Linked DNA regions of Homo sapiens: region 1 is linked to region 2. The links are chromatin loops, found by intact Hi-C in ENCODE. Cell type or tissue: endothelial cell of umbilical vein. All regions are shown on one strand. Links, peaks and the distances in the headings refer to the core of each region. The heading gives the core; the rest is flanking DNA.

Evidence for each region. Hi-C counts contacts between places; a loop is a spot of excess contacts. Peaks named below come from ENCODE experiments on the same cell type or tissue, not always from the same donor. Only the 100,000 strongest peaks of a DNase experiment are listed, where the experiment ranks them.
Region 1: a loop joins it to region 2, with 4 times the contacts of the local background. A loop is called at or near these places in 1 of 110 quality-filtered maps.

The regions. Positions count from the first base shown.
Region 1 is chr3:136,915,317-136,923,663 of GRCh38, reverse strand. The region is part of intron 1 of NCK1 (NCK adaptor protein 1); the gene reads right to left. Among named protein-coding and RNA genes, the nearest start is that of IL20RB, 38 kb to the left of the region's middle. In endothelial cell of umbilical vein, for the core only: no CTCF peak of the experiment used is centred there; a DNase peak (open chromatin) is centred at 3,693; H3K27ac peaks cover 2,409 bases.
Region 2 is chr3:136,834,107-136,842,453 of GRCh38, reverse strand. The region is part of intron 1 of SLC35G2 (solute carrier family 35 member G2); the gene reads right to left. It overlaps NCK1-DT (NCK1 divergent transcript), which reads left to right. Exons shown (of 3, transcript NR_110177.1): 3 at 1-478. Among named protein-coding and RNA genes, the nearest start is that of SLC35G2, 19 kb to the right of the region's middle. In endothelial cell of umbilical vein, for the core only: no CTCF peak of the experiment used is centred there; DNase peaks (open chromatin) are centred at 3,463 and 3,593; H3K27ac peaks cover 3,204 bases.

The DNA of each region.
Region 1 (8,347 bases), core at 298-8,297, 81 kb before region 2:
ATTTAGAGAGGTCTTCTTCCATACCTTCTCTTTTCTCTCCCCTCTCCCATCCACCCCACTGGACAGCCATTTATTTATTTATTTATTTATTTATTTATTTATTTGAGACGGAGTCTCGCACTGCACTGTCACCCAGGCTGGAGTGCAGTGGAGCGACCCTGGCTCACTGCAACCTCCGCCTCCCAGGTTCATGGCATTCTCCTGCCTCAGCCTCCGAGTAGCCGGGACTACAGGTGCCCGCCACCATGCCCGGCTAATTTTTTTGTATTTTTAGTGGAGACGGGGTTTCACTGTGTTAGCCAGGATGGTTTCGATCTCCTGACCTCGTGATCCGCCTGCCTCGGCCTCCCAAAGTGCTGGGATTACAGGCGTGAGCCACCGCGCCCGGCCTGGACAGCTATTTATTTGTTTTGGTTTATGTTTCTATTTTTTTTTAAATAATTTAAGGAAAGTATTCAAGAAAAATATATAAGAAAATTGAAAATTCTAATTTTTATCTACCCCCACAACAAAACATACACACACACATGCACACAGGCGCGCACACACACACACACATACACATAGGCATAGACTATATTGCCTGAATCTTTTCATTTTCAGTTTAACAATCTATCCTTAAGATCATTCCACAGCAGCACATGAGACTTCCTTTACTAATACATCTACTACTTCTAACAATTGCAGAGTGCGTCATCATTATGTAAGTAGCACTTTCTTCAACTAGACCTTACTGATGGTCAATGGGTTGTTTGTAATTTTCTGGGATTAAATAGTGCTGCAATGAACAGCCTCATACATGTGTCATTTTGATTTTCTGTTAGTGTACCTTTGGGTTAGAATCATAGAAGAATGCTGAGTTACAGCTAAAGTTTGTATAATTTTGTGAGATACTGCTAAATTCTGTATTCATAAACTATTTTTAAAAACTCCTAACAATATATCAGTGATTATTTCCCCACAGCCTTGCCAACAAACTATGTTGTCAATCTTTTGGATTTTTGCCAATCTAATAGGGGAGAAATAGTATTTCAGAGTTGTAATTTGTATTTCTCTTATTACAGTGATTTCTTTTCCCATATTTAAGGGACATTTACATTTGTTTTTCTGTGTAAAGTGCTTGTTCATATCTTTTCCCCATATCCTAGAATAATGACTCCAACTCCATCAAGTTCCTTACCTGAAAAGGCTCCACATGGCCAGAATTTACCGTTTGTTCCAGCCAAAACCTGGTGATAGGCAGATGGTCACCTGAACCCCCATTTAGAGCAGTTACCTTAGAAAGCTTGAAATTATAAATCCTTTCTCTGTCCCTTTGTGACTTAAATCTTCTACCATCAAGAACTATCTTCCCAAGGACCTGAGAACTACCTCTTTGGAATGCAAACAATCAAAAAGATAACTTTCACTTTTGTTCCCAGTCCCTGGCGAGAGGGTAAGGGCCAAACATTGGTGGGCCTAATTTGTACCACCACCTCCTGTCATAAATAATAAGTTTGTTTCTCTTCCAGATAAATGCCAATAACAAACCCAGATGGCCTACTCACATGGACCACCTATTGCCCTTAAAAACCACTCAGTGGCCGGGCGCGGTGGCTCACGCCTGTAATCCCAGCACTTTGGGAGGCCGAGGCAGGCAGATCACGAGGTCAGGAAACTAAGACCATCCTGGCCAACATGGTGAAACCCCGTCTCTACTAAAATACAATAAAATTAGCTGGGCGTGGTGGTGCGTGCCTGTAGTCCCAGCTACTCAGGAGACTGAGGCAGGGGAATTGCTTGAGTCTGGGAGGCGGAGACTGCAGTGAGCTGAGATCACGCCACTGCACTCCAGCCTGGTGACAGAGACAGACTCCGTCTCAAAACAAAACAAAAAAACCATCTTTCTTTCCCTTAGCAGTGTCTTTCCCTTAGCATACTCAACCTTTAAAAAAGTCTCTTCCCCTTTTGTTTTGGCAAAAGTGAGTTGAGTTCACACTGGACACTCTTCCCTACTGCAATAGTTACTGAATAAAATCTGTCCTTACCATTTTAACTAGTGTCCAGTTTATCTTCGACATCTATAATTCTAGTTATGGACCAACACAAGTACTGGGCTCTCCCAAATTGGACATGCATAGAATATCCAAAGAAGCATCACAAAGGCACTAAGAAATGAAGTACAATATAAACACCACTCAAGCCCCACACATCCCTGCATAAAGCAAAGATGCAAATACCACAGCAAAAGTTTAGAAAATGAAACCAATATTGGAACTACTGCCCACAGTTCCTCCGCTTCCTAGATCCTATGTCTTACTTTTTCTTGCTTTACCCTTCATTTTGCTGGAGCACGTCCTCTAGTTGTTTCCTGAGTTAAAAATATATTGGAATTAAATTTTTTAGAATGCATATCTGAAAGTGATTTTGTTCTCTCATACATGACTGGTAGTTTGGCTATCTATATACAGGGGAGTTACTGTTTAATGGGTACAGAGTTTAAGTTTTGCAAGATGAAGATTATTCTGGAAATAGATGGTTGTACAACAATGTGAATGTACTTAATGCCAATATTTCTAGCCAGGTGAACCAGGAAGAGGAGTCATAAGGGATTAAGGTCCATCTTAACGACCTCATTTTACCTCAGTTACCTCTTTAAAGACACTATATCCAAATATAGTCACATTATGAACTACTGGGGGTTAGGACTTCAATGTGTGAATTTTTGAAGGGACAAAATTCAGTTCATAACATTTGTTTTTACCACAATTTTTTAGAAATTTAAAAATATGATTACAATCAACTATAAGGCCATTTATGTTTAATTCCCATATAGTATATAAGACTTAGATCAATTAATGTACTTACATGTTTGCTGTGTTAATTATGACAATAAATTCATTATGTTACACGTTTTCATAATTGGTGGTTTATATCTAATTGCTCATAATTTAGCAAGATTATTGCTCTTACGTTTGTAGTCACATAATGGCTTCTTTCTTTAGATAAAATGTAATAATCTTCAGATTATAGGATGATGATACTGATCTTGGATCAGTTTATTATAGTTCAGAGGGGTAATAAGTAATATTCTGTAATGCCTAACAAAATAATCATATAGACAGTAATGTCTTATATACCTAAGATATTTATAAGTTTGTCAAAGAAACAGAATTATAGTTGAGGTTTTTTTAAGAGCAAACTTTTTGCTTATCTTTCTTTATTCTCATTCCTTTGCTCTGTCTCCTAGTCTCCACTAACTACTCAATAAACATTTGTTGAGTGAATAAGTGAATGAATTGTGCTATGCACAGCACTTTTGCCTTTGTCATTATTTTGTGCCTTCTCATATTGGGGATGATTTCAAAGTGATATTTCCAAAAGTGGACAGAATTAGATGGAATTTTATTTGACCTACACTATTTTTTAAAAAAAAAGAAGAAAAACTTAATTTTTAAGTAGCCTTTATTTCTGACTAGCCTGTAATTTTTTGTTTTCCCAGTGGTGGGATCTGTTTCATTAGTTGTTTCATTAGTAAGAGTATTTACCAATTAAAATTACTTGATGAGATACTAGGGTTTAAAAAGCTGAAGAGAATAAAATCATCTTATGAATTGCCTTGTCTTTTTGCATTACTTACAGCATATCCAAGTTAGTTAATTGGGGACTTTCTCCCCCTTCATTGTTTACTGTGAGATCTGTACCCCAACCAAACTTCCGGACTTAGTCACTTGGGTATTGTTACTTAGCTGATTCTTATCAGAAGCAGGAAATTGTCAAGTTATGTGTTAAAGTACAACAGAATCTAAAACTGAACAAGAGATTTCCCTTTAGAATTTTATTTTATTGCTAGCTGGTTCCTTACATTTTCCTTAGGGTATAACTACTGACTTGCCAAAAAAGGTCATATTTATCATGACCTATATACACAGCCAACAGTACCCTTCCTCAGTTTACAAATTATACACAATATGACTGATTAAATGATTTGACAAACTTTGTGTCATTAATATATAGCTATACCTATAGAATTTATAAAAGTAGTTTGGGAAAGAACATGTTTTCAGGTGTTTTGTCTAGCATTATTCATGTATTTACATTAGCAGTTCTCTAAGAAAGGGTTACTAAAGTGGATCTCTTAAGGGGTCTACGGAGCCAAAACTATTTTCATAATACTAGGATGTTAATTTCCCTTTTCACTAGAGATTCCAGAGGCTACATGAAATTCAATTACATTGTCAGTATTTGTAAGATCTACAAAACTGTCAATATATATTGAGGAATGATACATAATAGATGGATAAAAATAGGGCCATATATTTTTTTGCTGTTTATTTTACATACAGTAAGATTTTCACTGTTTGTTGTGAATAAAATTTGACAAACATTTAAGAGTTATGTAATCACTGCCACAATCTAAATAAGAAAATAAGAACAGTTCTATCACTCCCCCTCAAGAAAAAAAAAAATTGCTTTATGCTTTGTATTCAAACCCATCCCCAACCATTAATTTGTGACAACTATTGATCTATTTTCTGTCCCTATGTAGTTTTGCCTTTTCCAGAATGTTTTATGCAGACGCTGAGTCTGGCTTTTCCAGTTAACATAATGCATTTGTTTCATTTGTGTTGTGTAAATCAGTAGTTCACTCCTTTTTAGTGCTGAGTAGTCCATTGTACGGACGAACCATCATTTATTTAATGAGAACTTTATAAATTTCAAGAAAAACTAAGTTAAACAAGAAAATAAATTTAATCATAGGAGGTGAGCCAGTAATGAACAATACTCACATGGTTACACGGTCATTAGTGAAAACACTGAATATATATCACTTTATCAAGACAATGAGGCCAAGAAAGGTTACATGAATGAATACAGTTGGCCCTCAGTATCTAAGGCAGGAGTGTCCAATCTTTTGGCTTTCCTGGGCCACAATGGAAGAATTGTCTTGGGCCACACATAAAATACACTAAACTAACGATAGCTGATGAGCTTAAAATAATCACCAAAAAATCTCATCATGTTTTAAGAACGTTTGTGAATTTGTGTTGGGCTGCATTCAAAGCCATCCTGGGCTGCATGCAGCCCGCAGGCCACAGGTTGGATAAGGTTAATCTAAGGGAAATCAGTGCCAGTTTCCTCCTCCCCAATACCAAAATCCAGAGATGCTCAAGTCTCTTATATGAAAATGGCCTAGTACTTGTACATAACCTATGCACAACCTCCTGTATACGTTAAGTCATCTCTAGATTACTTGTAATACCTAATATAATAAAATGTGAATAGTTGTTTCACTGTATTGGGTTTTTTGTTTGTATATTTTAATTAGTGTATTTTTTTTTCCAGAATATTTTTTACCTGTGGTTGGTTGAATCTGTGGATGCAGAACCCAGAGATGTGGAGGGCTGACTGTATCTTCATTTATCTTAATAGAAATGAACTAAGAGATAATATGTATATATTATTTAGATATGTATCTATAAAGAATATCAGAAGAAACCTAGCTATACATTTAGCCAACTCTTGCTGGATCAATAAAACCACCCATCTTTTCACTTTACAAACTCTAAGCTCCCAGAATGCTCCACATAAACAATTTATTTTTAAATGTAATATAAAAACAAACGGCCTGCCTTGAACTCTAAGGGTGTAAAGAACAAAAAGAATAATGATCCTGGGGACAGGCCAGGTGTCAGGTATAAAACAGGACAGATCCAGAGAAGCAACACAAGAAATTTACACCCACTGGTTGTAAGATAGAGACTATGGATTCTGGTCTTATTCTCCTCACAAAGGGTGATGCCAAAAAGGGAAGCACTAATATTTGGTGAGAGCTTACTGATGTATTTGTCATCCATTGCGAAGGTTCTGGGAATTATCTTCCTGAGACATGGAAGCAGAGATTTTACTCAACCTAAACCACCTCTAACTCGTAAGTGCTGTGGGAAAGAACTGTTATAAATAAAGAAACGTGACCTTTACCTAAGGAGAGAGAACTGACCTAGGTAACTTGACCCTCAAAAGTAAAATGGGAGTCACAAACTAGAAACCAGAGGCATGACAGGAAAAGTGTAAGATATGAACTATCCTTTATTTCCCTTTTACTATTATCTCTAAATTGCTTTCATATTTGGTTACATGGGCTATAAGGTGGAGGGCACTAGGAAGATGGTCTAGATTCTCCAATTTTTCAAAAGCTGGAGAAAAACCCCCAAAGGATTGTGAAGGTTAAAACAACTTTAAAGATGCAAAGTAAAATATAGTCTCTGAGATCTGATTCAAGGAAAAAATGAGAATAGGAACCAGGCCAGGCCTGAGAAAGATCTATGAGGCTTAACATGGACAGAGGTGTCCAATCTTTTGGTTTCCCTGGATCATACTGGAAGAAGAATTGTCTCAGGCCACACATAAAATACACTAACGATAGCTGATTAAGCAAAAAAAAAAAAAAAGCTCATAATGTTTTAAGAAAGTTTACAAATTTGTGTTGGGCCACATTTAAAGCTGTCCTGGGCTGCATGCAGCCCATAGGATGGACAAGCTTGACACAGAACATGCCACATTGTTCTCACATAAACTGAACCAATGCTCCACATTTTATACTATGTTTACATATTACATATGAATACATTTGATAAATTACAAATGTACAATATTTCACCTTAGGCAACTTGTTTATCTTACCCTAGTTTTCAGCCCTGTTTGGCTGCCCCTATAAGCAAAATATGCTTATAATATATTTAATTTCCCTCCTAGCCACACACTTGGGTTGTAGCCACTGCTCTGCCGTTAGTGATCACTCAGGGCCTGTCATACCAACCTCCCAGAAACTCCATTTCCTTATCTACAAAATAAGGGAATTGAACTGGATAATATAAAAAAGTCTCTTTTATTGAGTATCAAAATTACAATTTCAATTTTTTGAACTAAACAAACTGTTTTATTTTCTAAGTTTTTCATTACACTAAACCCTCATTCTGATCCTTACCCTTCTAATCTAATTATTATATTTCAGTGTCACTCCAAGTTATACATATTTCCAAAACAACATACACAAACTAACACAGAGAACACTGACTATAATTTCCCCATGCTTTACATTATTAATAAGGTTTAGATTGTGTCATCTCTTCTAGTAAGCATATTCATAAAACCTGAATATGCTTACTTGAAGGTTCTCTCCAAATCTCATGTTGAAATTTGATCCCCATGTTGGAAATGGGGCCTAATGGGAGGTGTTTGGGTTGTGGGAGTGGATACCTCATGAATACATTACTGCCATCCCTCTTGAGTGAGTTCACATACATAAAACCTGTGTTAACCTGAAATATCAGACGTATTTAACTTATGACTAATCATAACATTTGAGAATTTTTCATATTAATTGCTGCACTTAATTCCAATTCCCCCTCATGCCTTCCATGAGCTTATGTCATTTTTAATCACAAAATGGTTTTAGGACTCTACCACTTAGCCCTTGATACAGTTTGGATTTGTGTATCCACCCAAATCTCATGTCGAATTGTAATCTCCAGGTGACTGGAGGTGACTGCGAGGTGACTGGATCATGGGGACAGATTTCCCCCCTTGTTGTTCTGTGATAGCTGTTGTTCCATGATGAATTCTCATGAGACCTGGTTGTTTAAAAGTGTTTGGCTAGGCCGGGCCCAGTGGCTCACACCTGTAATCCCAGCACTTTAGGAGGCCGAGGTGGGCAGATCACCCGGGCTCAGGAGTTCGAGACCAGCATGGCCAACGTGGTGAAACCCTGTCTCTACTAATAATACAAAAGTTAGCCAGGCGTGGTGATGCACACCTGTAATCCCAGCTACTCGGGAGGCTGAGACAGGAGAATTGCTTGAACCTGGGAGGTGGAGGTTGCAGTGAGCCAAGATGGCTCCACTGCACTCCAGCCTGGATGACGGAGTGAGACTCCATCTCAAAAAAAAAAAAACAAAAGCAAAAGTGTTTGGCACCTTCACCTTCACTCTCTTCCTTCTGCTCTGGCCATGCTTCCTATACAGCCTGAGGAAACTGTGAACCTTTTAAACCTCTTTTCTTTATAAATTACCCAGTCTCAAGTAGTTATTTATAGCAACGTGAGAGCAGACTAATACAGCCCTATTAAAGTTTATCATGCCTCCCATTATCATTTTGGCCTATGCAAGCCATAAGACCTACTGGAGTTACAGGGAACCAGTACACTCCGTACATTCTTACTTAAAAATCCTGGGTATAAAAGAACTTTGCAACTTCTACAATATTATTGCATAGGCACATCTTCATACACCTTTCCCTACAATACTTTGTGCTTCTGTGACCTATAATTCAAGAAAAAGTACCACCATAAATCCAGCTGTCTGGATTA
Region 2 (8,347 bases), core at 18-8,017:
AGGCCTGGCCAGGATTCACCTGGGAGAGGGATCAGCATCTCTGCAAAGTTGTTGGATTGAAAGAACTTTCATTTTGAGCTACATCATTGAAGAGCTTTAAATCTGAAAATAAGAAAGACGTTGAACCCTATTACTCACATCTCTTTGTCATTTGAAGCAGATCCCGAACCACTCAAAAGGACAAAACAAGGAAATAGCAATGAAATTGGATTCAGTGAATGGGGTAAGGGTATTAAGTGTCTGAAATATAAGAGATAAAAAAATTAGTTTTTACCTTTTTTTCTATTTTCTAAATGTTTTGGTGGCTAGAATAAGATATACTTTGAACTCAAGAGCAATAAATGTTAATATATTAAAAGTAGCTTTATGAAATATGGAAAGTATCTTTATTTCAAAATACTTCAAAGTAATCATCTGAATATTTATCAGAAATATTAAGACAACTTATTAAATCCTGTATTAAAATGATTGCTTATTACTTTTTGTTTATACTAGTCAGAAGTGATTCTCTTCCACATTTTAGATTTTTCAGAGTAAAAAGGATATAATTTTAGACTTTCAATTGAATATAAACTGGGGTTTTTCCACACGATTTGTGGACATGGCTGTCTGATGGTGACTCTTAGGTATTTATGCTAAAAATGTTATTTTGGGGATCCTTGGGAATGGACTCTGATATTTATTTATTTATTTATTTATTTATTTATTTATTTATTTATTTTGAGGCGGAGTTTCACTCTTGTTGCCCAGGCTGGAGTGCAATGGCACCTTGCCGGCTCACCGCAACCTCCGCCTCCTGGGTTCAAGCAATTCTCCTGCCTCAGCCTCCTGAGTAGCTGAGATTACAGGCATGCGCCACCACGCCCGGCTAATTTTTTTATATTTTTAGTAGAGACGGGGTTTCTCCATGTTAGTCAGGCTGGTCTCGAACTCCCGACCTCAGGTGATTCACCCACCTCGGCCTCCCAAAGTGCTGGGATTACAGGCATGAGCCACCATGTCCGGCTGGACTCTGATATTTATATTCACATTATTGGCCAGTAGGGAACTGATATCTGACTCAAAAATTAGTAGGATATGAAATCCTTCATTCTATCCATGAGCTTGTTATTCTTGAGAAAAAAATTTACTTTGAGAGTCTGAGGAATGATAAGTTTGTTACATTCCGGAATCTAGTTTTGGTGTTGTGTCCATCCTTTAGATAGGGTGCAGCTCTGTTTTACCATAGCAACAACTAACTTTTATTTCCATAGCCACTGACTGCACTCCTGACCCTGCCAACCATCTTGCAAATACATCCTCTTGCTTAGAAGAACCAGGGGAGGGGTGGGGCATGGTGGTTCATGCCTGCAATCCCAGCACTTTGGGAGGCTGAAGCGGGCAGATCACTTTGAGCTCAGGAGTTCAAGACCAGCCTGGGCAAAATGGCGAAACCGTCCCTTAAAAAAAAAAACAAAATCGCATCACTATACTCCAGCCTGGGAAACAGAGTGAGACCCTATCTCAAAAGAAAAAAAAAAAAAAAAAAAAGGGCCAGGCACAGTGGCTCACGTCTGTAATCCCAGCACTTTGGGAGGCTCAGACGGGCAGATCACCTGAGGTCAGGAGTTCGAGACCAGCCTGACCAACATGGTGAAACCCCATTTCTACTAAAAATAAAAAATTAGCCAGGCATGGTGGAATGCGCCTATAGTCCCAGCTACCAGGGAGGCTGAGGCAGGAGAATCACTTGAACCAGGGAGGCAGAGGTTGCAGTGAGCCAAGATCACGCCACTGCACTTCAGCCTGGATGACAGAGTGAGACTCTGTCAAAAGAAAAGAAAAGAAAAAAGAGAGGGAGAGAAAGAAGAGAAAGAGACGGAGGGAGGGAGGAAAGAAGGAAGGAAAAGAGAGAAAAAGAGAAGGAAGGGAGAGAGGGAGGGAGGGAGAGAGAGAGGAAGGGAGGGAGGGGAGGAAGAGGAGGAGGAAGAAAGAAAAGAAGGGCAACAACCAGGGGAAGAATATGGATGAATCAGTCCAAATTTATCATCATCACTGTGCCTTTCTGGTGACAGGTCAGTGGTGATAATGCTCTTTGAGGATGACTCCCTGCAGTACTAACGGAAGCACAAAAGTGCCAGAACTGGATGACAGCTCACTTATTTCAGGCTAGAAAAAAATCTGGGCACACTAGGGTGAATGATAAGCTCCTTGGCATGCTAGCCAAAATCAGCTTAAAAGAGGGCTACCTGGGTACAAGAGAACCCTTATTTTGGGTTGAAAAGCAGAAGCTTCCCAAGAGGGAAGATACACTGAAGCTGAAGGTGTGGCAGTCCCCCCAACCAATTAGACTGGGGATGAAGGCTGCTTAGTTGGACTAGGAAAAGTAATGGATACTGGATTCCAGAGTGGGCAATGTTGGGAGGAGCAAGGTAGAATGTGATTTAAAGGGACTAAGAAATTTTGGGCTGAGCTAGGCTATAGGAGAATGGTAGACAGACCTGAGGATTTTGCTGGGCTGTGTCAGTCTGGGTTATAGAAGTGGGTGGAAATTACAACTAAGGGACTTGGAGATGAGGGGAGGTAAGAAGACAGATCTGATGGTATTGAGGTAGGGGCTGCTAAGAGAAGCATCAAACAGGAGGGCTAGCCCAGGTTTGAGCTGGACACTCCACTGACAGTTCTAAAGCAGAAAATTAGGGAAGGAATAGTCAGGGGCTTATCAGCTATGCAGTAGCTTCTAGAAGTCAACAGCTGGCTCTGGGAGGGAAAAGATTGAGAAAAACAAAAGAAATAAATAAGAGCAGAAGGTATAGGGGAAAAGGTAGGGGTGAGAGTTATCAGTCTGGTTAGAGCTGGGCTAAACATTTAGTCTTACCATCAGTTTAAAAGCACCTGGACCAGTTAGTTGCTGTACAGGCAAAGTCAAAGGGAGAAGCCTGGCCTCTCTCTACTCAGTCAAGGTTCATGACTTTAGGAGACTGCAATGAACCAGGCATACCAGGAAAGGAAAAGGTTAACTGAGGTTGAAAAAAAAACTTTATGTGGCACTTTTAAACAAGCAGGTTGGTTTGGCTTGTGTGACTATGATGGTGCCTGATTTTGAGCAGAGCAATTTGTGTTGTGACATTTTAAAATCCATTCTGGCACTTGGTGATGAATGTGTTGGCTGGCAGCTAAGAACTTGCTAGAATGCAAGTATGCAAGTCTTCACCATTTATAATCGACACTTCCTTTCCAGGAAAGAGCCTTTCTAATCTTTGAATCAGTGGATTTATCAATTTGCATAAAATATGCCATCCTCAATGAACACATTTATCATCTACCACTTAACTTTCCTTCTGTTAAAAAAAAAAAAAAAGCAGAATCACCTTCCTGTGAGTCAGCAGCTTTAAATTCAGCTGTGCTGGGTGAAGCTGTTAAGGGTAGGAAGGAGCCATCACTAGAAGGGGGAGAAGCAGGAATAAAATGATCTTTTCTATTTCCATGATTTTTTATGTTTCTGTTTAAATGGTTAAATACCCAATTAGGTTAGATGCTAATTAAATGTAAAATTACTGGGCTGTTCCAATATGCATGTTAAAGTTGTACTTCTTGGTTGTTTGTAATTTACCTAACTCTTGAGAGATCATCAGAGCAGCCCAGCTGAGTTTAAAGAAGGCTTCCAACTGCCCAGGATATGCATCAGTTCCTGAACAAAAAAAGAACACCCCAGGATCAACAGAAGCTACTATCAAATCCTTCAAACACTACATGCACCACATGCTCACATTTGTCCTATTTTTGCTACTATTTATCCACAAAAAAGCCAAGCCTGAACTCCTTCTTGAGGCCAAAACTTAAAAATATACCAAATGAATCAGTTCAAAATTTTACAAATTTGGTTTGGCTTAATCATAACTGATTCTTCATACTATTGACACCGTTGATTCTTCACACTATAGATACCACTCACTAAAATTACAACTCAGTCACCTCTTCCCATATACCATATTTCATTAAAATCAATGTAAGATAAGAAATGGTTACCAGATGCCATCGTTTCAGACCAAACCATATGTCAAATTTTGAATAAACCTAACAACATCTGATTGGTTAAGTAGCATACCTAGATTTATTAAAATCACTACACTCCTTTAATGTCTGTAGGAGAACATGCATGCACAAGCACACACACGTTGTGTGTGCATTTATATATATATATATATATATATATATATATATATATGTATATGCTACTGCAAAATTGAAGAGACTTTACCAAGTTCTGTCATTGACAGGGACATTATATATAAAGAATATACATACTGTAATTCACCTCATCAAGAGTTAATTTTATGGCCGGGCACAGTGGCTCACACCTGTAATCCTAACACTTCGGGAGGCAGATCACTTTGAGCTCAGGAGATTTGAGACCAGCCTGGGCAACGTGGCAAAAACCCATCTCTACAGAAAAATACAAAAATGAGCTGGGCGTGGTGACTCCCGCCTGTAGTCCCAGCTGTATACATGGGAGGCTGAGGCTGGAGGATTGCTTGAGCCAGGTAGCAGAGGTTGCAGTGAGCCAAGATTGTACCAGTGCACTCCGCCCTGGGTGACAGAGCAAGACCTTGTTTCAAAAAAAAAAAAAAGAGTTAATTGTACCAGGAACATGTGGTGTCAAAATTTAAAATATGTGAACTCTTTGACCCAGCAATGCTATTTTCAGGGATATATCCTAAGATCATCACCAGCAAAGTATATAAGGATGTGCATGCAAAAATATTCATCATGGCTTTCTTTATACAATGAAAAATTGGAAATAAACTTCTCATTAATGGGATGCTGGTTAAAGAAAATCATTACTGTAATATGCAGCCATCTAAAAGGGTAATTTATATGTATATATATTTACATAAGAAAACCCTCATGTCATATTGCTGAGTAAAAAGAAAGATGTCAATGAGTATTCATGATGTGATTCTATTTATCCTTGCAAATGGTGGAAATTCAATTATATGGTATTTTCTCTCTTTTCTGTTTGTTTTTCATATATGTATATATTTCCTTTGAAATCAGAAAAAAATCAAGCTATTTTCATCAGAGGAAAAAAATCATTACTCTGTATTTCAGTCACACTAAAATAGTCACCCAAGAAGCCAATTGTAGCTCTTTTATTTCTGTGCCTTCTGTTGGAAGGAAAACTGTACATAAACAGACCACATTACAGAGAAAATTTGAATGGATGGTGTCTGGTGCCTAAACCAAAACAGAGGTGAAATATTATACAAACTGAAGAGGATGACTTTATCATAGTGTTTGAAAGAATTCTGTGTGTGTGTGTGTGTGTGTTGTGTGTGTGTAGATACATACTAGTATATTTTCATTACTAACCAAAAACATAATGTAAGTTCCAAATGGCAGCAAAGAATATAATTACCTTTGGCTTTTCTTACATAAGTTACCACCCCATAAATCTTTATGTTAATTTGGAAAAATCTGACCTGAACAGATGGACCTCATGCTGTTCTCTAAAACATGAACAGATTTCTGATCTTCTGGACCAGGAAATGAAGTCAGCACTAAAAGAGAAGACACCATCATCCAGCTCCTAGAATTTCAATCTAAGAATCTGTAATAAAAGCAGTATTTCCCTCTACAGAAATATAGCAAAGTAATATGTTTACATCTTAATGAAATGTACTCTTGATATGATAAAACACAGTGTGATATTTATAGCACTGGTGGTGCTGGCTGTCTGGTCCCTGAACCTCACCAATTTTGGAGAATCCCCTTGCTGTGGTTCTTGGCAGGTAGAGCATTTGGCTTGATGCTCCCAAGTTTCTTATGGAAGGCACATCTCTGGGGCTGACACTCTGTGTGGATAAATCTTCATCTCATTAGTCCAAGGGCCTTTTTTCCATGAGCATTTTCACAGAAGCTGTTTCACAAATCAACTCCATTGGTGTTGAAGACCTAATAAAGGGCTCTCTATCAAGTAATTACAGCACTGAGGTTTGAATTTCTGCTCCACAACCTTCTAGTTGTTTAATTTATGTCGGGAAGAGACTGGTCGATAAGCAGGCCTGAATCTGAGGAAGAATTGGGGCCAAGGAGGTGGCCTGTGAGGTCAGGAGATTGGTTACATAAAAGAAGAATGAGTAAATAGTTAAATATATCGAGGATAATGGAAGCCAGATTTTTTTACCAAGAGAGAAGGAAGTTACAAATAGAATAAGGGTGAAGACTAGAATGAACCCTGTAGTGTTGGAGTAGAGCTAGAGATATTGGAGTAAATTCATGAGTTTTAATATAAATGGACAGAAAGATATATAAATAGATATAGGGGTGTGTGTGTGGGTGTGTGTGTGTGAATTTCCTAGCTCTGTCTGCTAAAATGGCCTAAAAACAGTAACACTCCAGTAGCAATGACCACACCTAGCATCCAGATCTTGGTTCTAAAAATCCATTCTCAAGTAAAAGGAACCAGAGCTCAGTGGAGAAACAGCTGATGAAATAACTGCAATGATTGTGGCAGAAAAAATACCAGAAGAGCCTGAAATGTCTTGCACCCCAAAAAAGTACTCTCAGAATGATACAGAGATGCCAAAAGGACACAGGAGCTGGCTTGAAGGGTATCCCAATGGCTGGAACTGGAGCATTTTCAGCATCAAAACCAATAGTGATAGTAATGGCTTATAATCTATTGGATAAAATAGAAATCCACAAGTCCACGCTGATGGAAATAAGCCAATAAGAAGGGAGAGGAAAAAACTTCTGTACAATAGAATCCCAACTAGTAAATGGAAAACAAATATTGTAATTAGAAAAACTACAATTTGGCAATCATCCTAGTAACAGTTTATGCAAGAATCATAAAATAAGCAAGTGAAACTTTGTTAAGAAACCAGATGTTTACATAGCCTCAAAGTGTCTTCCTACAAAATACTTATTAATTCAAAGGGAAAGAGAATAACTTAACAGTGGAGAAATTATCACCTTAAGCCATCAAAGTTAACATCACCAACAAAAAAACAATATTATGTGCCTTTTAATATGATACATTTGGAAGAATACAATTTCACTTCTATCACATTCCTGCCAAAAAAAAATGTATCACCTGAATCTAATCAAGAAGAAACATCAGACAAACCTAAAATGAGGAACTCTACAAAAAAAAAAAAAAAAGAAAAAGGCCTGAACTCAAAAATGTCAAGGTCACTAAAGATAAGGAAGGATTGAGGAAATGTCACAAATTAAAGATTAAAGAGACATAACAACTAAATGTAATTCATAATCCTGACTTTGATTCTAGACCAAAAGTAAGAAATACTTTTTCAAAAAGGAAATTGTTAGGACAAATGACAAATTTTGAATGTGGTGTGTGGATTAGATAGTGGAATTATATCAATGTGAAATTTCTGATTTTGGTGATAACACTGTGGTTATGCAGGAGAGGGTCCTTGTCTTAAAGGAAAACACTTAAGTAGTTAGGGATAATTGGATATCACCTCTGCAACTTACCTTCGATTGGTTCAGAAAAAGAAAATGAATGGCAAAACAAATGTAAAATGTTTACAATTGGAGAACTTGGGTGAAGAATAATAAGAGAGTTATCTTTTACCCAGGAGTTTGTTGTATTATATTTGCAACTTTTATGTAAGTTTGAAATTACTACAAAATAAGTTACAAAAATGGCAATACCAGTATTTAATTCGTTGGATTTTGGGGAAAAGTACATGAGTTAATATGTGTGGTATGTTTACAACAGAGCTAGACACATAATAAATGCTATATATATATGTTAGCAATGATGGTGATAGTGAGACAGTGGTGGTGGTGATGATGAAGTCCTGAATTTTAAACACACAGGTGCAGTGGCTCATACCTGTAATCCCAGAACTTTCAGAGGCCAAGGCGGGCTGATCACCTGAGGTCAGGAGTTCAAGACCAGCCTGGCCAACATGGTGAAATTCCTCCTCTACTAAAAATACAAAACTTAGCTGGGTGTGGTGGCAGGTGCCTATAATCCCAGCTACTCTTCTGAGGCATGAGAATCGCTTGAACCCGGGAGGCAGAGGTTGCAGTAAGCCAAAATCACGCCACTGCACTGCAGCCTCAGCCACAAGAGTGAAACTCCGTCTCAAAAATAAATAAATAATAAACACACAATTCATCTGAATTGGGATGAGTTGACTCTGGCTCACTTTTCTCCTTTTAGATTTAACAAAGAAATTAAAATAGTATTTACTTGCATCTGACATGCTAACAACAATGTAAATTTGTTTATTGCAATTTAAACACTGTTCATATAATGTTTTATACACTAGTGTCCCCAAGCAAAAGACATGTTAGTAATATTTTTTTAAATAATCCAAGATCAAATTTT